2 separate regions of the Homo sapiens genome follow, and region 2 is linked to region 1. A link is an interaction called in ENCODE POLR2A ChIA-PET data of the cell type or tissue named here. Cell type or tissue: PC-9. All regions are shown on one strand. Links, peaks and the distances in the headings refer to the core of each region. The heading gives the core; the rest is flanking DNA.

Region 1 (4,391 bases), core at 272-4,271:
TTTATAAAAACCCTGTGAGGCAAGTTTTATTATCCACATTTTACATGTGAGGTGCAGAGGTTAAGTAACTTGCCCGAGATCATTCAGCTAATGAGTATTGTAACTTAGATGTAAACTTGGATGGTTAGATCCCAGAGCCCACGTATTGAACAGGTAGCCAGTATAACATGCTTTACTGCTTCTCTTATTGTAATGCAGTTGCTGTTTTAACCCTTAATTGTTTTACTTTTTACAGCTGCTGCTGTTCTTGAAGGGTTTTTCAGAGTCGGAGAGGAACAAGCTAGCTATGTTGACTGGTGTTCTTCTGGCTAATGGAACACTTAATGCATCCATTCTTAATAGCCTTTATAATGAAAATTTGGTTAAAGAAGGTAATCAGCCTTAAAGGATGGTCTTCAGTTGACTCAGAGTGGGGTGGATAAGAGCATGGTTTACTGTTCATAGATGTGACTTCTGTGAAAGTCTTCGTTTATTAACCAGCCTTAAATTTAATAAGTTCAGTCTAATTCACTAGACATTTAATGAATACCTTTGGCATCCAGGTTTAATGGCTTTCTTTAGGCATACAACAGATACCCAGATTTAGACAAAATGTTGTTATATGTAATAAAAATAAAATGAGAAATGCTGTGGGAACCCCAGAAGAGATTAATACCAATTGGGAGACTTGGAGAAGATGACGTTTGGGGAAAATGTCAAGCTGGAAGGGAAAATCAGTTCCCTGTTTGGCTCCAATTGTCGGATTATTCTCTACAGTAATTTTTTTGAAGCTTTTTTTTTTTTAAAAAACTGCTTGCAGTAGTGAGTATTTAAGTTACCTTACTGTAATTCTCACAACAGTCTTGTCAAGTGTAGAGACTGTTGCCCTCAATTTATACTTTGGAAAACACTTTAAGTAACTTGGCCAAGAATATACAATTTGCAAGTGGTAGACTAGGGAGATTGGAGAAGTGATAAACTGTGGCCCAGGAAAGTTCAGGGTTAAGTTTGTGAGGAAAGTCAGTAATCCCATGTGATTGAACTATGAAGGGAAGGATATAGGGGGACACAGTGATTGAAACCAGGGAAGGTACTTCTGTTAATTAAGCTATTTTCTTTTACAGGAGTTTCAGCAGCTTTTGCTGTGAAGCTCTTTAAATCATGGATAAATGAAAAAGATATCAATGCAGTAGCTGCAAGTCTTCGGAAAGTCAGCATGGATAACAGACTGATGGTTGGTAACTTTTTTTCATTCTTCCCATTCTTGCCAAGGATGTAAATGAGAGAAATTTCTCATTTTTAAGACTGTGAAAAGAAAGTGTTTTTCTTAATCTGATTTAAAGAAAGTTTAACCAGATAAATTCTTCTTTTAGGAACTCTTTCCTGCCAATAAGCAAAGTGTTGAACACTTCACAAAATATTTTACTGAGGCAGGCTTGAAAGAGCTTTCAGAATATGTTCGGAATCAGCAAACCATCGGAGCTCGTAAGGAGCTCCAGAAAGAACTTCAAGAACAGATGTCCCGTGGTGATCCATTTAAGGATGTAAGTTTTTGTTTAAACCGTCTTTTTATGGCTAAGCTTCTGGCATAGAGATTTTCACTAATTTGAGGAACTTACTTCACCAGGATGAGATTGAGTTAATAGTAACAGGATGTTATACTGGAACTTTGCCTCATTCTTTTGCATATGCTTCTTCAGTGCCTGACTGAGGCCCAGAAATACAAGAGACTGGAGCTCAGGGCACCTTTCAGTTGTAAAGGTCTCTTTTTATATGTGGTACACATGTGGTTGCCAGTTGCATGGAAAAGGAGTTGTTAGTTTTTGTTAAAGGTCTAAACTTGATGTGTGAAGTATGTACATAATCAAAACTGACTTCTGTTACTAAATTTGGATTCATTTGCAGATAATTTTATATGTCAAGGAGGAGATGAAAAAAAACAACATCCCAGAGCCAGTTGTCATCGGAATAGTCTGGTCAAGTGTAATGAGCACTGTGGAATGGAACAAAAAAGAGGAGCTTGTAGCAGAGCAAGCCATCAAGCACTTGAAGGTATTAGAACTATGCCTTGACAAAACAAACTATTCTGCTTTCACGTGGTGATAAGTGAACTGTGACTATATTTTTCTAAGAGGATTTATCACATCCTGTGGTTCCTAGGGATGGCCCACCAGTAAATAAACAAATAGTAACATTAGCTATTGATGATAATGCTCTGAATTGGGCTGTGGTTCACAGGTTAAAAACAAGAATATGGCCTGGCCAGGCACAATGGCTCACGCCTGTAAACCCAGCACTTTGGGAGGCAAGGGCAGGAGGATTGCTTGAGCTCAGTTTAAGACGTGCCTGGGCAACATAGTGAGACCTCATCTCTACTAAAAATCACAAAAAATAGCCAGTCGTGGTGGCGCATGCCTGTAGTCCCAACTACTCAGGAGGCTGAGGCAGAGGATCTCTTGAGCCCTGGAGATCAAGACTGCAGTGAGCTTATGATGGCTTTGTCAGACAAAGCCTGGGTGACAGGGTGAGATCCTGCCTCAAAAAAAAGAACATGATGAAAAGGAACTTCAGCTTGTAATTAGATGTTTGCTTTTGAAGGGGGTATTGGAAAATAGGAATTTTTCCCCCCCTCTAAAATACTAATATTGTTTGACATTTACTTGGACTACTTGGTATAGTATTGTTTATTTTACTTAGCTACTTAGATTTTCTGCTTTTTTTTTTTTCTCTTGAGACAGTCTCACTCTGTCACCCAGGCTGGAGTGCAGTGATGTGATCTCAGCTCACTGCAGCCTCCATCTCCTGGGTTCAAGCAGTTCTGCCTCCTCGGCCTCCCAAGTAGTGCCTGGCTAATTTTTGTATTTTTAGTAGAGACGAGCTTTTACCATATTGGCCAGGCTGGTCTCGAACTCCTGACCTCAAGTGATCCACCCGCCTCGGCCTCCCAAAGTGCTGGGATTACAGACGTGAGCCACTGTGCCCAGCCTATTTTTTAAATTTCTGGTAAATAAGTTATAGTTTGCAGTGATTATAAAAGATGAGTTAAGTTCTATATTGTCTGTATTGTAGGAGTTTTGTAATGGATGGTTATTTGTAATGAATGACTAAATCTTTTCTCTGTTCCTTTAAAAGCAATACAGCCCTCTACTTGCTGCCTTTACTACTCAAGGTCAGTCTGAGCTGACTCTGTTACTGAAGATTCAGGAGTATTGCTATGACAACATTCATTTCATGAAAGCCTTCCAGAAAATAGTGGTGCTTTTTTATAAAGGTAATTTAGATTTTGAATTTTGTAAATAACACTTAATAAAAACCCTTATAAACACAAAATTATCCAAATGATGAGTTATCTGGACATCAGCTCCCTGAAATATTTTACTTCTAGTTATGAGTCACCTCTGATTAAATTGGGTGCTTTTTAGTGCACTGATACTTGTTTAAAACATCTAAACCCTATTCACAAGTTGAAGTATGAAATCTAAAGCCATCATTATGCGTCCTCAAACTTGCCTCCTATACTCTTAACCAGGTATACATTCCCAAAGTTCAGCTAGGTGTGGTGGCTCATACTTGTGACCCCAACACTTTGGGAGCCTGAGGCTGGAGGATCGCTTGAGCCCAAGAGTTCAAGACCGGCCTGGACTGCATAAGGAGACCTCATCTCTACAAAAAAAATAAAAAATTAGGCAGGGAATGGTGGCGCAAGCCTGTAGTCCCAGCAACTCAGAAGGCTGAGGTAGGAGGATCACTTGAGCCTAGGAGGTCAAGGCTGCAGTGAACCATGATTGTGCCACTGCACTCCAGCAGCCTAGGCAACAAGTGAGACCCTGTTTCAAAAAAAAAAAATCCCCAAGTCCCTTTTCCAGACAGTCTGTAGTCTTAGCTATGTAGTCATAGCTCTGGAGTCTTCAGCCTGTGTGAATCCTGCTTCTGTTCATCTTACTCCCCCACCCAGTGTTGACTTTCCGTAGTCCTTCAAGACCAGTTCAGAGTGCTTCTATAGCAACCCCAATTTCAGTTATATTGTTCCCTTTTCTCCTGATCCCAATTTTAGAAACCTGGTCTAAAGTGGCTAGTAAAGACAAGACCTCTGTTGGGAGAAAATCCATTGCAGTTGGTCATAACACTTTGAAATTCTGCACTAATCAGACCAGTCTTGATCCCGTTGAGTGTAGTTGGTATGCGCACATGTATTATTATCTTCCATTTCTCATGGATGTTTTTAGCTTTTCAGCAGTTTGTTTGCTAAGCAGGCATTTGCACATTAGGTGGTGGTTCTAACGCTGAGTAGAGTATATTAAAACTCCCTTAATGCAATGAGTTTTCTTTCCAGCTGAAGTCCTGAGCGAGGAGCCCATTTTGAAGTGGTATAAAGATGCACATGTTGCAAAGGGGAAGAGTGTTTTCCTTGA
Region 2 (4,391 bases), core at 303-4,302, 78 kb before region 1:
GGGAGACCAAGGCGGGTGGATCTCTTGAAGTCAGGAGCTCGAGACCAGCCTGGCCAACATGGTGAAACCTGTCTCTACTAAAAATACAAAAAATAGCTGGGCATGGTGGTGCACGTCTGTAATTCCAACTACTTGGGAGGCTGAGGTGGGAGGATTGCTTGAACCCAGGAGGTAGAGGTTGCAGTGAGCAGAGATCATGGCACTGCACTCCAGTCTGGGCAACAGAGCAAGACTTTATCTCAAAAAAAAAAAAAAAAAAAAAAAAAGAAGAAGAGGAAGAGCGATAAGTCAAGCTCAAAAGAGTGGCTAAGCAGCATCACAGGTGAGAAAAGGATGCTATGGTTTTGCTAGTTTCATGATAAGCTTGTCCAAGAACTTAGTTTAGTCTTAGGCTGCATTAACAAAATAGAGTATCTAAAACAAGGAGGGTAGCCTTCTCTACTCTGGGCTGTTCAAAACACAGCTGGAGAAAGATGGTCAGATCTGGGAGGCATACTTGAAGATCTGGTTGATTTTGATCTCAAAAGAAAGGAAAAGAGAAACAGTTAGGTTTTTGAAACACATATGCTCCTTCCCCTGCATACCCTCAATTGTATAGCAGAAATCTTTGGGATATGGAAAACCAGGGAGGGCATGTTTCCTTTAAAACAGCTCTCAAGTGATTTCAAAATGTTCTCTCTCCAGTCAGGAACTCTGACGAGGTACACTGGTGAGGAGAAGGTGGCAGGAGAATGAGGGGTTGGAAACCACCCCAAAAAGAGGACTAGGGGTGGGAGGACAGGCAAAGGGAACATGAGAGCTGCCTTGGACTATGTCTAGACTCCTGAGGTCTGATGTGTTATTACATATGAGCAGAGAGTAGAAGAGTAACTGACAGATGAGGATCCAGGGAGCCAGATTTCAGCTCAGGGGAAACAAAAAAAAATGTAAAATGGAACTGCTCATAAAGGAATGGGGATTCCCTGTCCTCACCTGTGTTCCAGTCCAGACCGCAGCAACCAGGAGGTCACCGTAGATTCCTTCCCTATGCTGGGAGGAGAATCTTGAGTTCAATGGCCAGTCATTTCCCTCCCAAGTTCTGAAATGCTACAGGCTCCATCAGATCTGAGTGAGGGCTCCCAAAAAAGAGTGAAAAGGCAATTCTCTGTCCAACTGTGTGGATGCCTCAGAACACTGACACAGCCCATGTGAAGTCTGGCCATTTCAGAAGCCCACAGGAGATGAGGCTGAGACCCTTTGCACCAAGGCAAGATGGCACCTCTGCAGCCAACACCATGGCCATCTTCACTGTTGCCAGGGCTGAGTGGGGTGGCTCACTCCCGCTGAGCCTCCCTGCTTGAATCTGAATCCCAGGCCTGCCCCTTCCTAGCTGGGGACATTGGTCAAGTTTCATAATTGCTCTGTACTTCAGTGTCTTCATCTGTAAAATAGGGATAACGACACCCACCTCACTGGGTTGTTGTGTCAGGGGTTAGACAGCGCGTGGAACACACTGGTGTTAGGTAAGTGCTAGGCACCCTCGAGTCCTCTTCCCATCCAAAGAAGCCAGTGGGAGGGGCCCTCCCTGACAAGCTGAACCCACACCCTCTGCAAAAGAGAGAAAGACTGAACTGACTTAGATTCCTCTTGACCCTTTCATGGCCACTAAGAGGACCATCAGCAGGTGCCTTCGGGGTAGAGAAGCTGAGAGATGGAATGACTGCGCTGTAACTCTCTCTCCTTAGTCCTTAGGGGGGCATGTGAGAAGCCGGCATTGCTATTCGGACCTGAATCCAATTCTTGCTGTGGGCAATGCTACCCTCAATCTGATTTCAGCAGGTAAGCTGCCTCCAAACACTCTGAACAGCACCTAGAGATCTTTTGTCTTTTCTACTTATTCTTTTAAGGAATTGCTTTAAGTCAGAGCCCAAGTCTCTAGTTCTCAATTCACCATGGGGAGCCCAGCTCATGAGGGAAGGTGCACTGATCCAAAAGGCAGCTGGTGTTTCCTTCTGACACCACACACGCACACAACCTGGGACCACACACTCAGTTAGCTCACATGTTCGCCCACGTGTCTTGCTTGACCAGTAAACACCAGAGGTGATGTGCAGAGGCTAAGCTGAGGGTGAGGTTGCAGTGCGCACTCTCCCTGTGGGCCAAGGGACTGCTCCTGCTCCCCCATTCTCATCATGGGCTCCCTCCGCCAACACACAGTCCGAGGCCCCCACACAGTGCCCTCAAAGTTGCCTCCCTACCCCCCAGTTGCTGTGTAAGAAGCTACAAGGCTGGTGTGGACACACAGTGGACATCCACACAGGCTGTGGTGGGCCCCTGGGAAGGGGTAGGCAGTGATTGATTTTAATTGCTAGCTGAGAGGAACGTTCCCTTGCGGTGGCTGCCCGCTAAACCTCCCTTTCATCTCCCCAAGCACCCTGCACACTCACACTGCCCCCAACTGCCCCCCAGATACTAATACCACCTTGACTGGATGCAACTACATGCCAGGCTGTGCTGGGGCGTTGGTCATTACCATTGGCTGAAGGTCTGCTTTCCCAGCTCAGCTAGAGCCATCTCCACCCAGAGCACAGCCCTGGCTCCAGCAAAGGCAGTAGATCAGCTCGCTGGCCCAGCAACAGGGAGGGGCCAGGCAGAGATCAACCGTGGGAGCCTCCTTTGGGGCACCCTGCTTCCTCACAAGCATACCTACATTCCAACCAGCACAGCGCTCACTGTGCCAGGGATCAAACGCATGTCACAGTCCCCAGGCCATAGTTTGATCTCCTCACTGCACTCCTGTGGGCCAGAGGGCACAGTTGTGGTCCCCAAGAGGGGGCAACTGGGCTAGAAGGAGGTTTCAGAATTTTTCACTTTGTTTTAAAGGTGTAAGTGTCTGTCTCAAGAGCTGACAACAGCAGGAAGAACACAAGGCAAAGTCAGTGGCTTGAACTGAACTGAATAGTTAAAAGTGCAAACAAACCGTGTGTTGGCTTAAAGTTGTTGACTTAACAAGTGATCATAAGCACTGAACAGGTTCTATGTAGTTAACCACAGGCCCAGTGAGCCTTCAAGGCAGAAGAGACCCCAGTTCACATAGCATATATGCTGATGAGAAAATAGTAATGTCATTACGGTGCCACCACCTGGGACCCCATGATGGGACCCTGTGACTTTGCCGTGGACTCAGACCTCAGCCTTGCTCTGTGTAGAGGAAGCTGGCCTTTCCTTCTCTACTGCTGACATTTAAAAGAACAGAATAATCTTGCTCTCCTTGTTGTGACTGTGCAGAAATATAATTCTCTTCCACAGAAGGTACGCGGCGGATTCCTCTAAATGAACATTTTCTTGCTGGGTTGGCAAGTGCAGACCTTAAGCCAGAGGAAATTTTGGAATCTGTGCATATCCCGCACTCTCAAAAGGTCAGAATTCCGCTGGTTGCTTTTGAGGGTGGATTTTCCTTTTTCATAACTGAGTCCAGTCATCTTTAGAAATCTAAAAACAGATGGAAAGAAAATAACTCTGCCCTGCAAACCTGTTTCCTGTCCAACTGCAGATTGGGCCAGCACCAAGGCCCTCCGACAGCCAAGAGCAGGCAGCTCCGGGTGTGGATGTGGGGCTGTTGTTCTAGCTGCAGGGTGGAGCATGCTGAGGGCCTGTGGTCACACCACCACACCCCTCATGGCCATGAGTTCAAGCTCTCGGGCTGTCAAATGGAGTGTCTCTAACTGACCCACAGGGAGATGGGGGCTAGGGCTCAGCTGTCCCACACCCCACTCTAGCCAATAGTTCATGGGCGCAGGAGGGCCTCTAGTTGTTCGCTAACTCAGAATCTCTGCGGCTGATGTAGCCACCCAGCCGGCTATGGAGTTGACCTTCTGTCCTCACTGCCTGCTCCCTGTGCCTCTGCCAAAGCTGTACCTGAATCTAAGAGGATAGTCTTCCCAGAGAGAGGCAATGCAACACACACACACACACACACACACACACACACACACACACACCCCCTAGCTCAGCCCCCAAAGTCCCAGAGAGGAGCAGCCAAGACTCTGGGGCACCAGGATGAGGATGGCCCACTCCCCATCCGGGGCCTTCTGCTACAGTAGCAGTAATATTCTTCTACAGGGGCATTGGTCGTTACCATTGGCTGAAGGTCTCCGCTTTCCCAACTCAGCCACAGCCATCTCCACCTGGAGCACAGCCCCGGCTCCAGCCAAGGCAATAGATCAGCTCACCGGCCCAGCAGCAGGGAGGGACCAGGCAGAGATCAACAGTGGGGGGCTCCTTTGGGGCACCCCTGCCTCCTACAACCATGCCTACATTCCAACCAGCACAGCTCTGACTGTGCCAGGTGTCTTGTTAGATTGTGTCTGTGTGATTAATTAATAGCATCAAAAGCCGGGGGGCAGCCTGGT

Evidence for each region. ChIA-PET counts read pairs that join two places held together with the same protein. Peaks named below come from ENCODE experiments on the same cell type or tissue, not always from the same donor. Only the 100,000 strongest peaks of a DNase experiment are listed, where the experiment ranks them.
Region 2: POLR2A ChIA-PET joins it to region 1 with 9 read pairs; 16 of 35 experiments call an interaction of 5 or more read pairs at or near these places.

Annotation. Positions count from the first base shown.
Region 1 is chr2:200,816,871-200,821,261 of GRCh38, forward strand. It overlaps BZW1 (basic leucine zipper and W2 domains 1), which reads left to right. Exons shown (of 12, transcript NM_001207067.2): 6 at 236-371; 7 at 1,104-1,213; 8 at 1,353-1,523; 9 at 1,885-2,031; 10 at 3,112-3,250; 11 at 4,313-4,391. Among named protein-coding and RNA genes, the nearest start is that of BZW1-AS1, 6.9 kb to the left of the region's middle. In PC-9, for the core only: no CTCF peak of the experiment used is centred there; no DNase peak of the experiment used is centred there.
Region 2 is chr2:200,739,034-200,743,424 of GRCh38, forward strand. It overlaps the pseudogene AOX3P-AOX2P and the pseudogene AOX2P. Among named protein-coding and RNA genes, the nearest start is that of LINC01792, 6.1 kb to the left of the region's middle. In PC-9, for the core only: no CTCF peak of the experiment used is centred there; a DNase peak (open chromatin) is centred at 2,708; H3K27ac peaks cover 1,971 bases.